Regions from separate parts of the Mus musculus genome. Here all the other regions are linked to region 4. The links are chromatin loops, found by intact Hi-C in ENCODE. Cell type or tissue: heart. All regions are shown on one strand. Links, peaks and the distances in the headings refer to the core of each region. The heading gives the core; the rest is flanking DNA.

Evidence for each region. A loop is a pair of places that touch in the nucleus more often than their neighbours do. Peaks named below come from ENCODE experiments on the same cell type or tissue, not always from the same donor. Only the 100,000 strongest peaks of a DNase experiment are listed, where the experiment ranks them.
Region 1: a loop joins it to region 4, with 4 times the contacts of the local background. A loop is called at or near these places in 3 of 42 quality-filtered maps.
Region 2: it touches region 4 in a loop (3-fold over the local background); 2 of 42 quality-filtered maps call a loop at or near these places.
Region 3: a loop joins it to region 4, with 11 times the contacts of the local background. A loop is called at or near these places in 3 of 42 quality-filtered maps.

The regions. Positions count from the first base shown.
Region 1 is chr4:26,344,453-26,350,590 of GRCm38, forward strand. Manea (mannosidase, endo-alpha) reads right to left here and starts at 2,200. Exons shown (of 5, transcript NM_172865.2): 1 at 2,145-2,200. In heart, for the core only: CTCF peaks have their summits at 1,992 and 2,544; a DNase peak (open chromatin) is centred at 2,459; H3K4me3 peaks cover 2,056 bases; H3K27ac peaks cover 1,625 bases.
Region 2 is chr4:24,963,082-24,969,219 of GRCm38, forward strand. Gpr63 (G protein-coupled receptor 63) reads left to right here and starts at 3,359. Exons shown (of 2, transcript NM_001379626.1): 1 at 3,359-3,543. It overlaps C230012O17Rik (a long non-coding RNA gene), which reads right to left and starts at 4,394. Exons shown (of 3, transcript XR_881168.2): 1 at 4,343-4,394; 2 at 1-3,869. In heart, for the core only: a CTCF peak has its summit at 3,326; a DNase peak (open chromatin) is centred at 3,350; H3K4me3 peaks cover 1,805 bases; H3K27ac peaks cover 1,389 bases; H3K27me3 peaks cover 845 bases.
Region 3 is chr4:24,492,919-24,499,056 of GRCm38, forward strand. It overlaps Mms22l (MMS22-like, DNA repair protein), which reads left to right and starts at 3,533. Exons shown (of 24, transcript NM_199467.3): 1 at 3,533-4,147; 2 at 4,920-5,045. The coding sequence starts at 3,990. In heart, for the core only: a CTCF peak has its summit at 3,541; a DNase peak (open chromatin) is centred at 3,443; H3K4me3 peaks cover 2,560 bases; H3K27ac peaks cover 1,537 bases.
Region 4 is chr4:25,279,302-25,285,384 of GRCm38, forward strand. Ufl1 (UFM1 specific ligase 1) reads right to left here and starts at 2,520. Exons shown (of 20, transcript NM_001355512.1): 1 at 2,375-2,520; 2 at 1,322-1,467; 3 at 45-73. The coding sequence starts at 2,451. In heart, for the core only: a CTCF peak has its summit at 2,282; a DNase peak (open chromatin) is centred at 2,540; H3K4me3 peaks cover 1,610 bases; H3K27ac peaks cover 1,178 bases.

The sequences.
Region 1 (6,138 bases), core at 692-4,691, 1.1 Mb after region 4:
CTGCAGAAAACAAACAAACAAATACAGCATATGCCTTATTCTCTAAAATACCATTCAAGGTTCAAGTCAAAGCAAAAGTCTGGATTCTCTCCTCACGTCTCTCCTAAAGACTCCTGAGTAGAAAACTCTATTGAAGCAACCCTGCTCTTCTTTAATGTTGGCAATTCTTACACTGTACACTATACCAACTTATCTGTGTACAAGTTTTTGAATATATATATACTACAGCATATATATATATATATATATATATATATATATATATATATGTGTGTGTGATTGTGTGTGTGTGTGTGATTGTGTGTGTATAGGGTATATATATATATATATATATACACCCTAGTGTATTTATACTCTACTAGATCCCAAAAAATATTATATACCTCTGATTATTATTCAGCTTACTTAAGTTTTGGCCCTCCTTTTTCTTACAATGGTAGGTATTCAGCAAATATATCTGTAACATATTCTATTATACATATGCAGACCATATTTGTGTGAGGTGTATAAACAACACTGTAAAAGAAAATTTATGATTTGTGTGAGGTGTATAAACAACACTGTAAAAGAAAATTCATGAAGATTCAATAATTTTGAAGACCATCTAAACAATAGAGCATCTTAAATTTTGTGACAACACATTGCCCCTGAAGCATAAAACAAGCAGTGCTCTTGCAGGAGACAGACAAAGAAACTACTTTACTTAGCTCTAACTAAAGAAAGAGGTTTCATAAGTCCCTTGTGAGAAAAACAACTACCAAACTTCCAGTCAACTGCAGGTGTGTAGCTTCTTAAAGCAAGAAGCTCAGGCTACTGACTACTAACAATGTGTCCTCACTCAAAGGGAAGTTTGCACTACCCCGAGTTAGAAAACTAGTTCTTCTGAAACCATGCTAATTTTATGTTGTGAAAGTCAAGTGATTTCGAATGAATAGTACTACATACTCCTCAAGCAGCTAAGAGATCTAAATAACCCTGAAGCCGAATGTTGTGGATTGTTTTAAATGCATTTGCTCATATTATATAGCTCAGGAAAATGCAGATTCCATTTTAAAGTTATAATTAAATTATAAAGATTCTTCCTGTTTTATTTCATTCTGTTGATGCTATTTTCTTCTAATTTTATGCTAGAGGAAGTACCTACAGTTAGATACAGCTAACGCTCAGAACACACATCTAAAACTTTCAGAATCTTGCTCAGGTCAAAGTGTGGGTAATCTTTTGTACACAAGTTCTGTCCGGCATAATCTCATTTTCCATTTTTATCTTCACAACCGTCTATGAAACAGAACTTCATGTTACAGGTGATGAAACTGAGCAGAGAACTTTTTCCAAGATTTTGGGCTAGTAAACAGCTGAGCACCCTACAAAGGCAAAACACTGTACTGGACCTTAGGTTCCTGGCTCCAGCCTGCCCTGAGCGGCCTCAAGTAGAGAAGTCATACTACAATGACATTTTTTCACTGTGGAAGGTGACTTAACAATGGTTCCCTCGCCTTCCGCTGTAGCTCACACTTAAGGAGAAGGCAGCTAGCTCATTGTGTTTATTTTCTGACCACATACTCAACTCATTGCTTATTATAGGAATAAGAGCAGCAGCTTTGTAAGTGTAACTAACCTGAAATAGTTTCACCAAAACCTACAGTAGTTCTGCATTTTTTTTTTCTTCCAAGCTGCAGCCCACACATTGCAATGCGATCAGACCAACCACTCTCATTTGTCTTTCTAAGCTCATTCCAGACCCACAACAACGCTCACGAAAGCCTCCTTGTAAGCCATTTTCAGTACTTCTCCCACTATATTATCCGTTTATGTCTTTGACAACAACAAAACAAAAGTTTTAAGCTCCGGTCCTCGCCAACTTGTTCCTCCGCAGACAGAAAAGGAGACGGCCACCCTGAAGGGACAGTGGAAAAGGCAGAGCCCGGCCAGTTAAAGGAGAACAGAACAAAGACCCCGGAGGAGGACGCACTTGTCCTGGCGGCCTTCGGGGTCGTAAGCTGGGCTAGGAGACGGCCGGGCGACCGCCAGGGGCCTCCGCTCGCAGGTTCGGGGCTCAGGACCGAGTGGTGATGAACCACCTCAGGGCCAACTCGGGCATCCAGGCAGACAAGGACGGGCTCAGGCGCGGTGCGGACACTAACCTAGCGGCGGGGACCGGCGCGGAACCGGGCTGCTGGGCTGAGCGCGACTGGATTCCTAGAGGCCCGGGGTCAAAGGGCGTCGCAGGCAGGCGGCCCACGATTGGCTGGCGGGCGAGCGCGCAGGGGTTAGCTGCGGAGTCCCTGTGGGTCTCAGTTCCGGGGCCTCACAATTGCTCACCGGGGTCTGGGACCCTGCCTCCGCGTGGACCCACCGGATAAGAGAAAGAACCGTGAATCCTACCAGGGCTGACAGCTCTTGCGGCCGCACCGCTACCCCTCCCAGGTCCCGCCTCCTAAAGGACAGCGCGGGGCGTGGCTCCAGGGGTTGAATCTCCGAGAAGGCGGGGCTTCTGGGCGGACCTAAGCGGGCGGGGCTTTCGGGGAGAGGCTCCGAGTCCCCTAGCTTGTCCTGGAGTCTACTGCAGGGTCATGGTGGAGGAAACTACATTAAGTCAGACAGTATCCCTTAATTGCTCCAAGGAGAAATGAAAGTTCTTTTACACTTTTGCCTCTCAAGATAAGCCAAGACTCTCTGATAGAGACCAGATGTGTTTTGTTTTTCACTTTTAAAAAATCCTTTTAAATGTTACTCAGATTTATAATACATTGGGTATTTCCAAAGTTTTAAAGTTGAAAACGTGTTTTAGTTTATCAAACAGTTATTGGCAAGTCAGAAGTAGACAGACAGATATATTAAACTTCCACAAGTATACTAGGAATCAATACAATTGTACAATACAATTGTGTAATTGTACAATTACAGTAGAAAGAGAATAAGTCAGAAGCAAAAAAAAAAAAAAAAAAAAAATTGCAGCAGAGGCGAGGCTGCATCTGGGGTTTCCATCTTACATCAGCCTCACATACCAAGAGGATTCTATGTTTTGTTTTTGTTGCATGGTAACAAGGCAATCTTGACTCAAGGGGTAGAACTTTCAGATGTGATGTTGTGAAAAGTATTGTAAAGGCTTCCCTTTAAAAAACTACCGGATTATAAAAGAGATTTGAAATATACATGTAAATAATGAAAGAAAATACCCTAGTGATGGCTGCAAAAGCTTAAGGCAAAGAGTCTTGTTTCACTATCACCATTAAGCAGTATATTGTGTTCTTAAATATCTTGCTCTTTTAAAAGTAGGATTTTGAAAATATGTAGTTTCCTAAAAATCCTATCTTCCTGGCTTTGCATATTAAATAAGTGAAATATTTTCTGATTTTCCATGCAAACATGTTTGCTACACATTTATGATTTGAAATTCCTAAACATACAATCTATTTTGCATCAACTAGTTTGCTTCATCATTATAAAAACTGTCTTTTAATGTTTTCCCCAAAATGTCATCAAATTGAATTTCCTTTAAGTTATGTGTTCCCCTCCATCCTGAAGATATCCGCCTGTTCACATCCCTCTGGCTATTAGGCTTACTGGAAAAATGACTGCTTTCAATCTAAGTTCATTTTATTTTGGATATTTTAATTAATTTCTATGTGAAGAAATAAATGTACCTTATGTACAAATACCTTCACTTTGTGCATTGTCTTCACTTCTGTGGTATCTTGATAATCAAAATCCTTAAAGTTTAGGATATTTCTTGTTGCATTTAAGAATATTACAATTGTGTAACCTTGCATCAGACATTAAATTTTTACAATTGACACAAAAATTTGTGGTACAACTTTAATAGTGTTGTGGTAACATCAAGAACAAAATGTTGTTAGTAGCTCTATTCAACATAATACTGAAGTCCACCTTACTGTATCATTTTTAAAATGGTCATGAACTATTCTCTTTTGCTTCTAAAAATCTTAGCTTTAGTTATATGAAACATTATACATAGAAATGAATGAACAATATTGACAATCAGTTAGAGCACCTATGTACCAGACTGTATGTACATATAAAATTTGTAACATCATTTTTCTTATTGATTTTATTTCAATTATGTTAGCTAAAATTGGGTTTTTATACATTTTTACAAATTTTAGAATAAACTAGCCAACATGCATTAAAAGACTCTGGATATTGATTGTATTTCAATAAAATTTTAGAGTTAAATTTATAGAAATTTACAGTTTAGAGATATATTCTCTGGGAAAATGTTATGTTTATAGATTTATATTTGAGACTGGTATGTTCCCCAATGAGTCTTAGTTCATGTTACTTAAGTTTTTGCAGGCTTTTATTACATAGATTCCTCATGTTTCTTGCTAAATTTAAACATAACTTTCTTTAAATTACATATTGTATAGTCTGATCCTCTATGGTCAATGGTAAAATGCATATGACCCTGAGATTAATTTCGAGCACTGAAAATAAAATTCCAGCGGATTATTATCCTAATTAGCCCAAAGGAGCCATGTTCTTATGTGTATTTCCTATCCATAGAGTGGGCTAGCATTGTGATGTGTTTGCTGTACTTGCTGTTACCTGTGCAGACTTGTTCACTTTATAAATGTGATTTTTCTATCTAAATCATCTCTTCTTCTTTAAAACACATTCACCAGACATTCAGCATCATGTCCTATGGCCCTAGTGACAGACTGCTATACTATTCCAAGTAAAATTCAATACCATTTAAATTTTATCATGAATTTTGAGGTGTAGAATGCATTTTTCATTATACAATTGACTGCTTCTAAGCAATTACCATACTAAGTACCCCATTTCCAGCTTTTTTAGCATGAAAATTTGCTTAGTTGATCAAATTAATTTTTACCATCTTTTAAAATAGTCATAATGTCCTGTTCTAGTACATTTATGGTTATTAATAGATTTTCCTGATGTTGAATCCAAGGGAAGGACTTTATTCTATAAATATTTATATGTATGCCCACTTGCTTTAAAAAATATCTTTTATTACTGCCAGAGTAAATCAATTAAAGTAGATTCACATTGCATCACCCTGTGGTTGTCAGATTTGTGCAATAATCTTTTAAAAGGTGTTAGTGCTACAGACTGGCCTCAGTCAGCCCCTCAATCCGCAGGAGAAATCAGGGTCCCGATACAGGTGGGCAGGAGTTGGTGAAAAGGTGACAAACAGACACAGACAGAAGGGAGTATGCTGTATCGGAATGTAATTTTTCAAAGCAAGCACCAGACTTTTAATACGGAAGAAAATCGGGAAGTTAGGTGACACATCAGTCAAGGTACAATGAGGTTACTTGGATGCTTAATGGCTCTTACACAAAACAGAGGAATGCAAACATAAAGACTAGCAGGAACTAGGCAATAAAACAACTGAGACAAAGTCAGCTCTATCTAAGGTCAGCTATATTCTTAGAAGGCAGGTGTGAGGTCTTTACACTCCAGGGCAAGGGCTTTCATGCCCAAGCCATAGTTCTAATTAGGGAGTTCCATTCTAGCTAACCTTCTCATGAATAATGCAATACTCTAGTTCCTCCTGAAGCCACAGCCCAATCTACTTCCTAAACCATTATAAATCCCTGTATACGGGAGTGACTCAGTTTTTGTTCTAAGTATTTACTATGTAAACTAGCCCTGAGATTTCTAGCTCTAGTCAAGTAAATTGTAATGCCTGATTTTTTTCACGGTCTCTCCCACAATACTAGAGGCAATTTTGAATGTTATTGAATAGGTAACATCCCTACTGAATTCCAAGCCCAGGGTCGGCTCAAGGACTACCTAGGGTATTGGTGAAGGCCAGGAAGCAAAGTTCAATTTTGCTTAGGTATTGGGCAAGTCATTGCTTGGAGGAACCTACAATAAAACAATACTGAAAGAAAGCACACAGATGTATTCACTGACTAAAGCAAGGACAGTTTTGGAGCATTCTCTTTACAGGATACCACAGTTTCAGGAGACTAAGTTTCCATGAACTTTTCGCCTCAGGACTGTGTCCAAGCTTTTGGGCCTGTCATGTGAGTCACTACTGGAGTGGGTGTGGCAAGTTAGAATTGTGGGTAATGTCCTATCCTGCAACTCTGAGCACTCCTGCTCCTCCCCTGTTATTCTAGAAAGGTTGAGGTGGTTAGAGCC
Region 2 (6,138 bases), core at 1,301-5,300, 310 kb before region 4:
TTTTAGAAAGACACTATTTGCTTAATATCTTGCCAGAAAAGTAGTTTAGTATCTAGTCTATTTGGGTTCGGAAACAAGGCTTTTTGAACTTACTTTGAACATGACTGAAAGTAAGACAGCAATTACATCACTCCAAACATACATGATGGAAAGTACTGACAAGTGATATCTAAAAATGAATAAATGTTTTAAAGGAGTACACAGGTTTTTACTTTGTCTAATTAAAACAATAATGATAGAGTCTAGGCATTTAGCCGTGTGGTAGAGCACTTGCTTAGTGCATATAGGAGGTGAGACTCCTGATCTGTACTTTGCCTCTAACACAAACAGAGAAAATGATACAGATTTATATATAGCAAAATGATATTGGGGCTATTAGAGACTTTTTTCTAAGCCATGAAAATCCAGGGCTCTTTTCTATTCCAACAAAAGGCAATACCTTTTCCCCACCAAGGCTTTCCCATTTATGTATATACTTCAGTGTTTCTTGCCGTTGTATGTCTTTACTTTCTTTAAAAACAAACAAACACACAAGCAAAACAAACAAACAAACAAACAAACAAACAAACAACCCCAAACCAAAAGCACTTTCAAGATGACTCCCATCTCTAGCACTTACTTTGAGGCCTATTCTTATCATATGTGTGTGAACATGTCTGAGTGTGTGCACATGTGTGCATGAGGAGACCAGGTCACATCAGGACTCTTAATCATTCCCCACCATATTTTTTAGATAGGTTATCCTATGGAACCTGGAGCTCACCTATTCCTTTAGACTGTCTCACTGACAAGCTCCAGAGGTCCTCCTATTTCTGCTCTCCATTGCTGAGTTCTGGGTTGGTTCTGCCATGCCTGGCTAAGAATTGGAATTCATGTATGCATGGCAGGTGCTTTACTGATAGAGCCATCTCCCCTCATCATTTGTTTTTACACCAAATTATATGACACATGATGCTTTGTGATCCCCCCGCCCCCCCACTGGAGGGTCATCTCTCCGCAGCTCAATCTACTTTCATGGGGACTGTGGCCATATTCTCCATCACTGCTCCTGTACATTTAGAAGCAGGCACACAACTGAAGCTGAGAACAGCTGTGTGGCCCCAGCAAGTCAGATGTTGAAATTTCATTTCTTTATTCCTTAAATGAAAGGGAAGTTTTAGGTTGTTCTAAAGTCTCTTCTAGAGTTATAGATATGATATGTCAGGAATCCTATAACACTTACAAGTGAAAAGAAAAATATGAAATGGTTTAGATCTGTGACAATTAGAAAGTTTCCTATGTGGGAAGAAACAAGCGGAAGTTAACATATTTTAATTTTATTACATTCTCTGTGTGTGTGTATGTGTGTGTGTGGGGGGGTTCATTCATGTTGAGGCTGCTGTGTGGTGGTCAAAGAGCCATTTGGGGGAGTTAGTTTGTCCATCATCCTGGGGACTCAAACTCAGGTCATTGGACTTGGGTGGCAATCAGCTTTACCCACTGAGCTATCTTCCCAGTGGGAAAGCTGGTACTTTGGGTAGGAAACATCAACTTCTCCATTCTAGCTCTGAAAAGACAGAATAGTTATTAAGTTATAAAAAAGAAGTTAGGCCCTGTGTCCTTGGGACACTGAAATTGTGACTATTTGTGAACCCCATTTTCCCCAGTTAATGACTACGCACTTGGAAAGAATTCCTATAGACTGTTATGCAGGAGAATCGATGACCTAAAAATAGAAGGCCCAACAATGAGTACAGGTTGGTGTATTTGCTGGCAAAGGTGCCATAGGTTAAGGGGAAAGTTAAATAAAATGTCAAGCACAGGGTTCCATTGGTCCAATGCCCCTTGGCCTGCTCACTTGCTGAAGACATCACATGTTGAGGAGGATGGAAGTGCATTCGAAGTTACAGTTCTAGCTCCTGCTTAGAGAAAACAGAATCCGTACAAGGGAAACACAGGCAAATGTGGAGAGAAACTGAGTCTTTAAGTCCAGCAGAAAAAAATTTAAAAAGGAAATTTAAAGATTTTTTTTTTTTTTGGGGGTAGGGGGTGACTACGTCATTACTAGTCTTTATAAATAGGAGCCGATAAATTACACAGCCTTCACTACAGATTTTCTTAAGTCCCTTTGGATTAAGTCCTGGTTATTAGATCCAGCCATCCCAACTGCTTTATGATGGATTCTCTTCACTAGGACGGAGCCTTCCTTGTTTCTTTTCCTCCTCCCCTCTTCTCTCCTCCCTTCTCCTCCCCTTCCTTGCCCTCCCTCCCGCTTTCTTTTCTCCAAAGCCTGGAGCTTAGTTTCTCTCCATCTGGTAACACAAATTGCTTCTACCTCTTGCAAGCAGCCGTGTACTCCACAGTGGCCTAAGGGTAAGAACCAAGTTGGTTGAAGCCAGGGCTAAAAGGTGCAAGCTCCTTTGAATTAGAAAATGTCACTCATACCTTCAGAGTCCTTTGCTGGGACTGATGTTTGAAGCCCAGGCTGGATCATACCCCCTAATTGCCTAACATCTTCCTTTCCATTTCCGTTAGAGTGGTCCCACAGGACTGCGAAGCAAGGATTGAAACCAACAGATACAACAGCAGCTTTGGATGCTGGTCTGCTGTGGAGTCAGGAAAACTGCTAGTGCTCCGAGCCTCCTGGGCCCTCCACTCTGCCATAAATGTGGACGATGGTTAGGAAAACAGTAAGTGTCATTTATCACTTGGAAGCAACATTTCAAAAGCACCATAACTGAGATTTGATGGTGGTATCTTTCCTTCAGGTTCTTCCTGAGTCCAGTTTGGTGATCATGAATGCCAGTGGTTCTAGCAATCCAGGTGGAAGCCACCGGGCAGGTGAGCATGGGTCAAAGCAAGGCATGTCTGCCACTATAGTTCACGACTCCTTCAGCGGTCCAGGTAAGGGTCCAAGCTGGTCTTCAATGTGAAGTGCTCCAGATGAGCCCCTCCTCACAGTGTTGGAAATGAAGAAACACCCGGGAGGCTGCCCAATCAGCGGAGGGAAGCATGGTCCCATTGGGCGCCGATTTTAGCTCTATGGTAAGTGTGGCCCAGGCAGGGATGGGGGGTGTTAAGATAAAGATCTTAACAGAGGTGTGGGCAGTTCAAGCAAATGTGAGGTTTCCTGAGCTAGCCAGCAGTGGCTACACATCTTTGGTGTAGGGTCTGAGCACTTAACTCCCGTTTTAGGGGGTGGGGTGACCTGGGGACCTGGAGCGAGAGGAGTCTGAGTTTAGACTGCAGAAGACTCCCGGGAGCCTGTCTGAGCTGCCCCCTCCCCCTTTCCTTGCCTCCACCCCACTCCTCTCTTCCTTACCTCGCGGCCTAACCAGCAGCGGGCGCCTTTAAGAGCGAGCGCTGGTTAACCGGGGGCGGGAGCCGCCGGCAGCCGGCAAGGCGGAGGCACTGCCGGGCGATGCCCCGACTCTCCGCCGCCGCCTCGGCCTCCTCCTGCGCCGGGGGCTCGGAGCTGTGGAGCTGCGGTGCGATGTCCGCAAAGTTCCGGGAGGCAGCGGTCGCCTACTCCCCGCCGTCCCGCCGCGGCGCCTTTTGTGCGAGGTGTGAGCGCTTCCCTGGCAGGCGAGCGCATCCTGGGCGGGCGGGCGGGCGGGCGGTCGGTCGGACGGGCTGGCTGGTGGCGCGGAGCGCGGCTCTCTCCGGACCCCGCGGCAGGAAGCGGCTGACTCGGCAGCCGGCAACCCGGAGAGGCTCCCGGCGCGGCCGCGGCTTCCCGGGGCCACGCGATGTCCTGCGCTGCTTCGGGCCTCCTTGATCCCCGGTGCTCCAGCCGGGGCTCCGCCGAGCAGACCTCGCGGAGGGCTGTGACCCTCGGGAACTTTCCCGCCCTGGGCTCTCCACTCTAGGCTGAGACTCAGCATGTTCGCCTGGGTATTTAAAAAAAAACTTAGCAACGTAGCTTTATGAGAAATTAACCCCCAGGGCTGATCCAGTTTTCAGAAGTGATCTTTGATGAAATATTTGGATTGTCTGAAATACTTAGGAAATACAGGCTTTTGCGTTAGAATGCACCCCCACCCCCGCCTTCGCCACCCCAGTGAGGCAGGGTGAGGTTTAGTGGCATCCTTTTAAAAAAGGATTTTCTTTGTTTATCGACAAGTTTGCTTTTCATCATGTCTTAGATTAAGAATGCTCTAACTTCTTAAGGATTTTATAAGTAATATTTCTAGAAATGGTAAACAATACTTGGTTTATTGTATAATATGACTTTACTTCAGACACTTTTACCCAGGAAGGAGGTAAGCAATCATTTATTTGATAAAGGCTAATAGAAAGTTCATCTCCTGCGGACGGTCTTTCTCCACGGGTCCCACATGGGAAGGAAGCCCCACATGCTTACCTTTCGGGCTTCAGTTCCTGCATTCTGCGTTCTCCTGTTAGTGTGGTCATCTGATGTCAGCTGGAAGTCAAAAGTGCTGATAAAGAGTTCTGTGCGGTATTACACAGTATCACATAGCCCACATTTTAGTGACACAATTGATTGTATCATCTAGTTCACTTGGAACAATTATAATCAAACTCTCGCCCTTAAATCCTGAACTTTTCAGAGTAAGTTATGCATATGTTTCATATATGTGGAAGAAAGATACTTGCTACTAAAATAGTAAGGATAGCTAAGGAAATGCCTTATCTGTACCATGGAAGTTTTGCAATAACAGAAATAGCCACGAATACTGTAAAAAAAAATGGGACATTGATTTTTGTCTTGGAATATAATTTTGTCACTTTGTTACATATATGTATGTATATATACACATATATGTATATATGTGTACATGCACATTTATATGTGTGTGTGTCTGTGTATGTGTGTATGTACTACCAGAAAATGCTTACAGAGTTGTTTTAATCATCAGTTCTGATGTGTGTGTGTGTGTGTGTGTAATTTTTTGTCAACATTCTTGGAGAAGTATTTGCTCAGAAGTCTCATACTTAAACCCCTAACTCTGGGTGCAGTTGTCCCTTATGTTGGTTGTACTTTGGGCAGGTTGGTAAGGGTTTGATGCTCTAAAGGTGGCTGTGACTGAGTCCTGGGCAGTGTGACTTCTTTGAGATTATATCGCTATACTTGACTTGGGACGTATATTGTATGAGGATTCTTTTTGAGACCTTTTCTCTGTACTCACGTGCATGGATATGGATTTATGTAGATATAATGATGTCATACAAGCCCTGTGTCTGTCATGTATCTCTGTCACCTGTCACAGGGAAATCATTCAGGGACACAATGGCGCATGCTCACTAAGAACAGCAGATCTATATGGTTAGAAGCTAAAAACTGTTCTTGCTAGGGTTGGTTATCTTTGAACATTTTAGTTAAAGAATACTGCTTCCTGACAAACACTTCAACTCTTATAAAGCTTGGACTAGCATGCCATTACCAAAGATCTTAAACACACATATATCTATCAAAGCAACCCCACCACTGGGGTTGATTGAATCAGGCATTTTTCTCAGGATCAAAACAATTTCACCATTAGAAGGTGATTCTCTAGGTAAAACTTAGATTTTTCAGCACATCAAAAATGGCCTCGGGTGATTCTCCAGTTTACAACTTAGAAAGTTGACCTCAGTAGCAAACCTAGAGGAAGTTCTATGTTCCCCTCTGTGAAAACTCTTTTGCTGTCTGATTTGAGAGTGGCCCACTGATGGTTCAGTAAACAGTACTCAGAATACAGTGCTGCCAGGGCTATTAAGGGTACCATGCTCTTCCTTTGGAGCAGTCGCTTTCCACAGCTGATGCTGAGGGATTTCAGTGTCTACATGAACATTACAGATGGAATTAGCAACTCTTAGAGTGGTTTTTTATTTTTGCTTTAATTTGCTAGCTATTGGGGAAATGCGTTCGCAATTTGCTTTTGCTATAAATGCTCTTTACATTGTTGCAAGTGGTCTTCCTCATAACATCCCGCCCTCTGCTTTTGATAGCCAGGGTTAGGGTGAGTTCTTACTGTTCTCTTGAAATACATTAGGGAGTTTCTTCAAATTTACATTATGTCTCTTAACTTAAAAAGAAAAATCACGTTGGAAATGTTGAACTAGGCAATAGTCTTTTTTTCTTTTTGAAGCTGATGGGATTTTTGTCAGTCAGTTTGAATTACTTGGGAAGTTTCTGTAAGGTCAGACATGGTCTTT
Region 3 (6,138 bases), core at 1,261-5,260, 790 kb before region 4:
CGAGAGGAGCCCCTCACTCAGGCCTCGGGACAATAGTGGACTCCCAAGAACTCACGAGAGACCAAGCTTGTTGCAAACCACATGAGGCTTTATTCGGGGAAAGCCAGAGTTCTGGGGACAACCCATATCCCACGCAGGGGTAGAGGAGTTGACCATGAGGGGAAAGGGGTCCCAGTTTTTATAGGCCCTCGGGGGGGGGGAGGGAAGGAGAAGGAGGGAGTAGGGAATTTCCAGATCTAAACAATGTCTATTCTCAAGAAATGGGTATGGGAGGGGTACAAGGAAAGAGTCTAGTGCAGGCAATCCTAGCAACTCCGGATTGGCCGCAGCTGTGGTTGCTGGGAGAATGAAAGCTGAATCTATAATCTAACCAAGGCTACCTGACATTCCTCAGGCAGATGTTATAGGACTTTTGTGTCTCTTAGACAAAGTCAGAAAAGGAGAATCCCTGGTGACAAAGGGATTTGTCACCATTTTGCATCAAGCTCAGGGCTTTCCAGTAAAGGCAGACTTCAACTTTCGCAGCAGGGTTTTCTGACACACATACAGCAAATAAAGTAATCTAAATAATTTAAAAGATTTCTAGGAGACTGTAAACCGTAGAGTCATTTGGTCTTGCTGTTTTTTTTTAATTTATTTATTACTTTTTAAAAAGATGATCCAAATTACTGTATCAGATTTCGGAGCTTTCATATCATCCTTAAGATATTTTGTGATTTTTTGATAGCTTGTACTATCAAAAATATATCAAGGAATTTGTACATTTCATCTTTGCTCACTGCAACCTTGTGTTAATACTTTAAAACACCCTTATCCTTTGAATTTCTGTAAAGTCTATACTGATAACTCTAATCCTTAAATTTGTTTTTTGGTGTGTACTTATAGGATTATGTGCTTGAGTTTTTGTTTGTGGGCATAGGAACGTATGTGTGGAGGCCAGAGGCCAACCTCAGGTGTCATTAGTCAAGTGATTAGTCAAGAGATGGCCCTTATTTTTGAGACAGGGAGTTTCTTTGGGACCTGGGGCTCAGAGGAGCCTAGGCTAGCTAGCAGGAGTGTCCCAAGGATGCCTCCTGCCTCTGCCTTCCCAGTGTGAATACTACAATCATATACTCATGCACCTAGCTTTGTGTGTGTGTGAGATGAAGGCATAAATGAGGTCTTCATTCAGCAAGCACTTTACTAAGCCATCACCCCAGTCTCTTTTTTACTGGCAATTTATGTCTCTTTCTCCTCCTCCTCCTCCTCCTTCTCCTTTTTCTTCTTCTTCTCCCATCTCTACTGCCATTTTGTTTTGATTACTTGGTCAGTCTAGTTAGATGGTTTGTTAACTGCATCTTGATGCTTTTGAAGAATCTTTTTGTTTCATTTATTTCATTTTTTGCTGGTTCTATCCTTTTTTTCTTTGTTGTTATATCTTTGGTTTGAATTCACTGAACTTCCAATATTTCAAAATGGATGTTTGCATCATTGAATTCTTCCCCTTCTAATGAAAGCAGCTCCTAATTTCACTGTAGTTACACAATATACTTCGTATGTTTTCAACCTTTTTTTAGCTTTTGTGAATGAAATGCAGAGACTTATACACACTATACAAATGTTCTACCACTATACTTCACTGGTAGCCTTCAATCCTTTTTAAATAGATAAAATTTGTTTCATGATTCTGAATATAATCTGGTTTCATGTTCCATGTTTTCTTTTTAATTGTATAATTTTACTGTTAGCGTAGTCATATGCATCAATTAGATTCAACTGGGAGCTAGTACTATCCAAATCTTTTATAGCCGTATTAATTTTCTATTGTCAATTATTATCAATTGCAGAGACATTTCAATTTTCTAATTAAGATTGTTAGGTGGATGTGGTGATGAATGCTTGTAGTCTAAGCTACTTGAGAGGTTAAGACAAGAAGACTAGGAAATTGGGGGCAGCTGGACAAAATACCAGCATTTCATCTTTACAAAACAATATTATTTGAATATTTCTGTTGTAACAGTATTATGTTATATTAATAAATATATAATAGCTATTTCTATCTATGGAAGCTTATACTTAAGTTCTTAACATTTCTATATCTTGTCAAAATTAAGATAAAAATAATTACAATTTTGTCTGATTCAAAGAAGAGTCTCTAACTTCTCTTTAGTTCTTTTCATTTCTAACCTGGACTACATACACTTGATAGGCTACACCCTTGCTTTGCGCTTTGGTTTGTTTTGGCCGACAGGAGTGAAACATGGGATGTGGTTTACTCCTTTCAGTGTTTCCCCCACTTGTCTGTGGTGGGACAGTTGTGTTTGTCTGTGAAGGCAACCACTGTTGTGTGACGATAAGTTAGGTGACTGCATCCTACAGGCACAGGTCTCACTCCTCTCTAGTAATCCGTGTTGATCCTTACTTTTCTGCTCAAGAATGATAATTGTCTCTATTAGCTGTGGGTGCCTAGTCATCCCATTTTGGGATCCAGTAACCATGGACACACCTTTGTAAGTGACCATTTCATTAAGTATCACCTTAATTGGCCTCTGTCATTTCTTTAGTTCTTCCCACTCCATGATTCACATAAGTTGAGCTCACATAATCAACATCAGGTATTTAAACAAACACAACAGACAAGAGTGTACTGGAATGTTGATGGGAGGAAGAAAAATGGCCGTATGGTATGTTGTCCTAATTGCAGTGCCAACACTAGGTATTCTCATATTCAGAAAACATACTCTTGACATCACTGTGGAAGAGACCTTCATGATACAATACTCATCACCAGCTATCATCAGCAGTCAACAAAAAAAAGCATCAGGTCTCAGAGTACCTCAACTGGGCTGCACAAATACATGTACTATAGTAGCCCTACACTGCAGTGGGAATTTTTTTTTTCTTCCGCTTCATCCCACATGTCATTTGAAAATACGTTGATTTTAACATCTAAGAGTTAGGGTAGGTTCCCTATGAAGTGGATGCCCGCAAGTAAAGCAATATATTTAAATGCAGCAGGCATTTGAATCCCCATGCCCCCCACCCCCATCTCAAGACAGTAATATTCGAGTCAACTTTAAAGAACACTTTAATAAGGAAAATGGATCGGAAAATATTTTTACAAAATTGTAACTCTTGTCCAGAGTTACAATGTATTGCAAAGGGAGCAAAAGTTGTTATGTCTGAGGAAAAAAAGCCATCTAACTTAGTCAATGTGTCCCTTGTGTTCTGGGTCACTGCTGCAGAGCAGAAGGCATCCAACACAGGAAAGCCGGGGTGGGCCCCAGGGCAGGAAGAGGGTGGCCGGGCTGCGGGAGGCCGAGGCAGGCGCGGGGCTCTCCAGAGCCCGGCCTGAAGCTGATCCCCGCCGTTCGCAGACCCTACTTCCAGGCTTCAGCGGAGAGCTGGCCACCTCGCAAACTCTCAACGGTACGGAGAACCGTGAAGAGCGAATCCCTGGACTTGTCCGGGCCGACGGGCTCTCGCGAGATCTCGGTCCGCGCCAGTGAGGACTCGCGAGAGGGCGGCGCCGGAGGCGGGGCACGCCGTGGCGGGAATTTCGCCTGCTTCCGGTTTCCTCTGCCCGGCGCTGCGTTCCGCGTTCTAGGTTTGCGGGGGCCTGCGGTTTTCCCGCGCGCTCGCCCGCCCCGAACGCCGCGCTGGGACTGAGGGAGACGGAGGGAGGCGGCGGGGCTGCGTGCTCCATCCGGGCCGTGCGGGGAAACCAGCCTGAGGAGGTGCGCGAGGGCCTCAAAACCCACGGCAGCCCGGAGGGAGCGAGGGCGGCGTTGGAAGGCTTGGCGGCTCCGGCGCCTGCGGGACGCCCGGAGGATTCTGGACCTGTTGCCTTCAGCTTCTCTGCTTTCACGTTGGTTTCCCCGGGTGCTGAGGGCACATTTTGGATCTCCGAGGTAGCTCCTTACCGTACTTTCAGCCTCTTGCAGCTTGTCTTCGGAGCCCGAACGTAACTGCCCGGAACCGCGGTGGCATTGCAGAGCAGGATGTAAATAATGGATGGCTGTTCAGCAGCGTCGACCTTCTTGACTGACAGCTTAGAGCTGGAGCTGGGGACAGAGTGGTGCAAACCCCCCTGCTTTTCTTGCGCTTTTGACAACAGAGAAGGAAAATTCTCTGGAGAGTCCTACCTTGCCAGTGGCGCCCTTAAGCGGTAGGTTAAAAAACAAACAAACAACAAAAAACCGAATTGAAGGTCCCCACCCCCAGCAATGTTGATTATCACCAATGTCTAACGTAGGTGCTCAGCAAGCCTCGTTTTACATACGCTTAGTATATAGAAGAACTTTCTGGATAATTGATAATCTCTTAGGAGTGGGTAGCTGGATATTTAATTTACTTAGACTGGTTTCAGAGCAGCCTAGTCTCTTGGAACTTGTATTTCCTTTTAAGGGGTAATAGTTATCTATAAGTTTTCAGTAGTTTATAAGTAGAACCTGATAGTTTTTGTTGCACGGGTTCTTTCCATCCAAAGCATCGGCATACAGAATTCATAGACACATTAGTCGAATGAATATTACAATAAAATTGCTGTTCTTGAATTATTTAGGTAATGCCCTTTGAGGAAACTTCATTAAAGAAAACCATTTTTTGTTGATTGTATGATTATACCTTGTTAATAATTTGTTAATAACCTTAAACCACATTAGGTATCTATATGATGTCATTCTTCCTAATTCGGAATATTTGGTGTTCTGAAAACCCATTTTCTTGTTCAAAGATAAATTACTGTGACCTCAGACCACTTTGTATATTGCTTGGACTCCATTTAGATTTTCCTTTTGGACACAACATAAGGTGTCAAGTAACCCCTCCCCCCCCCCCCCAACACACACACACATACACATATACATATGTGTTTGTGCGCGTCATCATGGCATGTATAGTCTGGATTCAAATGATTTAAGTCATTGTTTTCATTACAGGTTAATTTTAAATCTTGATCCATTACCAACTAATTTTGAAGAGGATACAGTAGAACTATTTGGCTTCCAATGGGTTACAGAAACAGCGCTAGTCTATTCCTGTAGAGAGCTCTTTCATTTATTCAGGTATGTATGTGTCTATTTTTAACTCTAATGCTGTCTAGTTTTATATTGCTGCTTTTCCACTACTGATTACAAAAGCAGGGAAATTGCTCTTTTTTATTGCTTTGCTGGTGGTCTTACCAGGAAACACTCAAGCAGTTATGACTGATAAATAATGGTTTTAAGGAGTTGTTTATATTGTGTATATTGATAAGCGAAATCCTTATCAATATATATGTGTGTGATTTAATCTCTAGATTAAATTAGTCTCTGATTAAATTAATCACATGTGATTCTAGAGATCTAATCTAGGTTATTGTATATGTTAGGCAAGCATCATACTACTGAGCACTGAATACCTGCACTGTGTATAATGTACATATTCTCTATATAACATATTGTATATGCATTGTTTTTGTTTCTAAGACAGGGCCTCAACTCTAGCCAATGTGTAGCCTAGGTCAATGACCTAAAACTTACACAGCAATCCTTTCTTAGTCTGTGATGCTGGGATTACAAGCATGAACCATCATAGATAAAGATTTGAACTACGTGCCATGAACCCTCATAAAGAGATGTCGGTGTATCTTTGATGTAGTAGATGCTGTCAATTTTTTTTCTTTGTAGGTCAACACAATCATGCATGAATGTTTTGAGTATCTGTATGTATTGTATACTACATGCATGTGTGGTGCCCTAGAGGTCAGAAGAGGGCATGGAATTAGAATTATGGATGGTTGTGGGCTACTACCATACATGCTGGGAACCAAATGCATGTCCTCTACGAGAGCAAAAAGTGCTCTTAGCTGCTGAGCCATCTCTCCAGCCTTGTGTTATTTATTGAGAGAACAAGCTGAGCAAGTTTTCTGTAATTGTAAACATTGTAGTGAGATGGGTCTTTAAGAGAGTTTCAAGGCAGATAGGAATGATGAAATGGGATTGCCATCAGGGATTAAAGCGAGGCATCCTAATAGCTTTACATACATACATATATATATATATCATTTATGTATCTGTTTTGCTTTGCTTTTTTGTCACTGTGATTAAAGACCATGACAAAATGCAGCTTGTGGAGAAAAGGCTTTATTTGGCTTACTGGTTTCACTTCATCATCAGG
Region 4 (6,083 bases), core at 1-4,000:
TAAGAAAGCTTTAAGAAATCAAAGCAAAATTTTTATAAATTTACCTGTTGTAAGTCAACAATGTTTACTCGACCTTTGAACAAAAGAGAGGAATTGAAATTACATGGACGTGCAGATGAACAGGTTCAACTCTAACCGACAGTGCTGATGGCTCTAAGTCCTTCTAGGAAGGGCATAGGACCTCAGTAGTAACTGATGGACTTAGATACAGATTACTCGCTGATCAATCTTCATGGTTAAAGCCACAGGCAACACTGTTCTCCAAGCTGTGTTTATCACATCAGACCAATTACGAACATCAGAGGACACAACGCGGAGAAATCCGTGGAAGGAATTTCAATTCTTCTCACAAATCAACTCAGCTAAAATGACCAGAGGAAATGCCTGCAGCTAAATTAAGATGATTTCCCCATTGCTCAAAACTGAAACGAGTGTCTATCAGCAAGAGAGGATCTGTTAGATAATGCAAATCACAGCTCACGTGTTATTAGCACTCCTGCAGAAAGAAACAAAACACCCAGGCTAGACCCAAGTGGTATCTAGTGACAGGCTGTTTCTGTTTCAGTCAAACTGCTCAGTCTGCTCAATTGCTCAAATTTCAAAAACATAAAGCAAAACAATATTTTACGTTTGATGGTGCTAACTGCACTTCATAATATGGTGGGCCTCAGGCCACAGTACATCAATTTACAAAGTTTCTTAAACTTAGTAATGCAGCTTTAATATTTGAGATCTTAAAACTTTATGAAATCTCTATTTCTCCTTTATAATTAAGTACCTGATCACTGGCAGCTAGGTATTCACCCCTAGGTCATGAAGTGTGGGTATATATATATATTATACACACATACATATATATACACACACATATATACATATATACATATATGTATATGCATATATATACCACATATATACTATATATATCACATATATATATATATATATATATGGTATATATACACATACACACATATATAGTACATTTAATTCAATACAACAAAAACATGGTATTTGTTAAGTGGCAATAGTTAAGGTCATGTTTGCATGAACCTGTAAGATTATGTTCATATGAACATACGAAGGTTGACTGCATGATCCTATGAAGGCTGATCATCAAGTTATCAGTAGAGAAGGGTTACAGCTCAGGGGTAGTATTTGCCTAGTTTGTGCTCTGGATCTGATACCCAACACAAAGAGGAAAGAAGGAGCCATTGAGGAGAATGCCCTATAACCTCCACGTAAGTACTTATTTTTAATTTAATGTATTTTCTTCAAACATCCGGTAAAGACAAAAGCATGACACTGAGGAATTACTTACCACCTCGGACATGTAGCTCGTCTCTCATTTCTTTACTGATTTGGGCTGGAGTGATATATTCCTTGCCGTCAAGTGTATGGACTACTTCCAGCTGTTTCTGAGAGATCAATTTATTCACAATCTCAATGCAGTTCCGCTCTGACAACCTGTGCGAAGCCAGGAGTTTAAGAGTGTACTTGCTATGCCGCCCCCCCCCCCCCCAGGTATTTGAAAGCAAAATTTTGAGTAACTTCTACATTACAAAATCTGTCCTTTATTAGTATGATGATATTGGTTGAGTAATTTAAAAAGAAAACTTGAGAGTAGGTTTATATTCCCTTGAATTATTTATTTAATTCACACACGTCACTGTATTATGATTCTACAGATGTTCTCTCCTAGTCCTGCCTTCAAGTATCAAATTTTCCAGCTGAAAACAAACAAACTTTTCTTTAAAATCACAGTATGTTGGCCTTACTGGTACAGTTGGTGTACAGACAGGTCATGTGGCTTAGCAGAACTATAGGTACTATAATGTTAGCTACTCACAGCCATCTTGCACTAAATTTTTTCCCCGGGTTTTGTTGTTTGTTTGTTGTGAGAGTGTATGTATGTCTGTAGCTCTCAATGTTATAGAACAGCATCAACGGACTACTGTGTTTAGGTCCAAGAGAAATAAAATACTACAAGAACTCGTTGACAGGGAGACAAAGTCTATTCGCCTTATATATGCGATGTGTAATCACGGGCGCAGAGTCGGGGTAATTCGGCCACTCCCCCATTTCTGGAGTGTAGAAAAGTTGGTGTCCCGGAGTCCCTAAAATATGACAGATGGCATGTGGGCCTGGCTTAGATCTGTGGCTGCACGTAAAAAGGATTTGGAGGAGGGACAGACTACTTGCTGCGCGCTGCACTGGGGACTTTGCAAGCTCGCCCTAGGCCGGGCAGCGAGCGCCTCTACCGACAGCCGCCGCAGCAGACCGGCTCCGGGGTCCCACCGCGTTCCGGCAGGCAGTGCGGGAGCGGGGCAGCGTCCCGGGCCTAAGCCGGCTCCACACCGCAGGGAACCAGCACCTTTGCGTGGACTCTGCAAACTGCGCCCGCTGGAAGTCAGCCGCCAGCCGCCGGATCTCCTCCCAGGCGTCCGCCATCACTGCTCCGCTCGCCCCGACACAGGGAAACGGCAGACACGTCAGCCTTCAGCCTGCCGCAGGCACCCCGGGACGGACCGCGCAGAGGGCCAAGAGACCTGCGTCAAGGAAATTCGCGAACAGAAACGCGACTGCCGAGCTCTCCGCCCTCAGCTGGGCGTGGCCTGCGGGAAGCGGCTTCCTAAACTCCTACAAAGCCAAGCTGATGCTGACTCAGTAATCCTTTTTGCAAGGTTCCTGTTTCTGTCCAGCAACCATCAAATGATCTTCCGCCCTTGCTGAGCGGACGAGACATACTTCTTTTGTGGGACTCTTACAAACCGTGACTAATCCACTTTGAACAGTGAATGGGGCTTTTACTTGAGCCAAGAATGAAGTCAGTTTTAGAGAAACTTGTTCCACACTACTGCATCAGTTTGAATTTTGTTCTTCCAAAATGAATCTATTTGGGTATAGCAAACGCCATGGACTTCAGTTCATGTGTTCTAAAGCTTATTATTATTATTATTATTATTATTATTATTATTATTATTATTATTTACTCGGACAAAGGAATAATCGTTGCTGGGAGTGAAACTAGGGAAGGCAATGGCATTGTACTTCTTAGACAAGATAACTGCTGCCATTGTTTATTCACACATACCATTTTCCAATCTTAATCAATGGGGAAATCAGAAGGCTGATTGTACTTAGTAAAGAATATTTTGCTTCTTTCCTATGTAAATATATTAGTCCATATAACACGTCCAGTAGATAAATCCATTTGGCTTCTGAAGTGCCTAGCTTTGATTAAATTTAGAGAACTCCATGATAAAGCTTGGCATTCCATCTTATCCTTTGAAGCAGACTCTCTCAGAAAGGTAGGCCAGCCTCCCATCAAGTAGGTTTACTGGCCAGCCAGCCCCTGAGTTTCCTCCTGGCTTCATCTCCCAGTCAGGTTGATGATCATACCCAGGTTTCAAGATGAGCTTGGGCTCTGAATTCAAGTCTGTATGCTTGCACAGAGAGCACTTTAACCTTCAAGCATCTTCCCACCCATCATTTTAAGTGCTTTGGAGGGAGGGAGGGAGGGAGGGAGGGAGGGAGGGAGGGAGGTAGTAATTTTTGACCAATATATGATATTACAGAGGAACTTTAAACAGAGCAAACACTACGCAGCTGTTTTTTAAAGGGTAGGAGATTCTTTTAAAGAACGAACTTGTATAGATTTGGAGAGCTGACATTCCATTCTTTATAAAATTTTATGATAGCTGTCTGTAGTTGTACAAATACCTTGTTAATGTTGACATGCAGACAGTCTGTGGATAGTTGATGTCTTTAGCTACAGTGTGTACAGGATTTATTACACATTCTTGGAATCATTTAGAAATTGTCTTTTGACATAAAAACAAATTAGAGACAGCAATGAAACACTGTGATGCTTGAACATATGCATACATGGATAACATTTGCATTATATCAAACACCTAACATATATTATCCAAGATTAAACATTTGACATCCTTCCTCCTAGTGCTATAAGATATAAAGTACGTGGTTGATGTGATGATTTGTATATGCTTAACCCAGGGAGTGACACTATTTGGAGGTGTGGCCTTGTTGGAATAGTGTGTAGACATGGCTCAAGAGTTCTCAAAGGAGAATTTCTTTCCTTCTTTCTTCCTTTCTTTTCTTTTCTTTTTCCTTTTTCATTGGATATTTTATGTATTTACACTTCAAATATTATCCCCTTTTCTGGTTTCCCCTCTGGAACTCCCTTCTCCCATCCTTCCCTCTCCCAGCTTCTATGAGGATGCTTCCCCTACCACCCACCCATTCCTACCTTCCCACCAGGGCATTCCCCTACACTGGGTAATACAGCTTTCATAGGACCAAGGTCTTCTCCTCCTATTGATGCAGACAATGCCATCCTCTGCTACACATACACATGGAGCCATCCAAGTGTATAGTTGGTGGTTTAGTACCTGGGAGCTCAGGGGTGGGGGTGGGGTCTGGTTGGTTGATATTATTGTTCTTCCAATGGGGTTGTAAACCCCTTCAGTTCCTTCAGTCTTTCTCCAACTTCTCCATTGGGGACCCAGTGCTCAGCCCAATGGTTGGCTTTGAGCCTCTACCTCTGTATTTGTCAGGCTCTGGCAGAGCCTCTCAGGAGACAGCAATATCAGGCTCTTTTCGGCAAGCACTTCTTAGCATAAGCAATAATGTCTGGCTTCGGTGACTGTATGGGATGGATCCCCAGGTGGGGCAGTATCTGGATGGCCTTTCCTTCAGTCTATGCTCCACACTTTGTCTCTATATTTTGACTGGAGCCCTTCTGGGTTAAGAATTTGGAGATGAGTAGGTGGCCCCATGCCCCAACCATGGGCCTTGCCTAACCTCTGGATATGGTCTCTACAGGTTCTCCCTCCCCTTTGTTGGGCATTTCAGCTAATCTCATCCCTGTTGGGTCCTGGAAGCCTCTTGCTTTCCTGGCATCTGGGACTGGTTGTGGCTACCCCCAGCTCCCCATCCCCCATTGCTACACATCTCTGTTCAATTTCCTGACGCTCTGTACGTCTCCTCCATCTCCTCCCATACCTGATTCTCCTCTTTTACCCCTCCTCTTCTTCTCTTCCTCCCAAATCCCTCCCACCCTCTACTTCCCTTGATTATATTGTTCCCCCTTCTAAGTAGGACTGAAGCATTCACTCTTTGGTCTTCCTTCTTCTTGAGCTTCATGTGGTCTGTGAGTTGTATCTTGGGGATTCCATGCTCTTTGCCTAATATCCATTTATCAGTGAGTACATACCATGTGTGTTCTTTTGTGATTGAGTTACCTCACTCAGGATGATATTTTCTAGATCCATCCATTTGCCTGTAAATTTCATGAAGTCATTGTTTTTAATAGCTGAGTAGTACTCCATTGTGTAAATGTACCACATTTTCTGTATCCATTCCTCTGTTGAGGGACATCTAGGTTGTTTCCAGTTTCTAGATATTATAAATAGGGCTGCTATGAACATAGTGGAGCATGTGTCCTTATTACATGTTGGATCATCTTCTGGGTATATGCCCAGGAGTGGTATAGTTGGGTCCTCAGGAACACTCCTCCACTGCTGGTGGGATTATAAGCTGGTACAACCACTCTGGAAATCAGTCTGGTGGTTCCTCAGAAAACTGTACATAGTATTACCAAAAGTTCTCTTATTGATGAAAATAGTTTTCGCTATCCTGGTTTCTGTTATTCTAGATGAATTTGAGAATTGCTCTCTTTATCTCTGTGAAGAATTGCATTGGAATTTTTATAGGGATTGCATTGAATCTGTAGATTGCTTTTGGTAAGACAGCCATTTTTACTATGTTAACCCTGCCTATCCATGGGCATGGGAGATCTTTCTATCTTCTGAGGTCTTTGATTTCTTTCTTCTGAGATATGAAGAAGCCAAAACCATCCAGTGGAAAAAATGACAGCATATTCGACAAACAGTGCTGGTTCAAATGGCAGTGGGCATGTAGAAGAATGCAAATTGGTGAACTCTTCTTATCTCCTTGTACAAAGCTTAAGTCCAAGTGGACCAAGGACCTCCACATAAAACCAGATACACTGAATCTAATAGAAGAGAAAGTGGGAAAGAGCCTCAAACACATCAGCA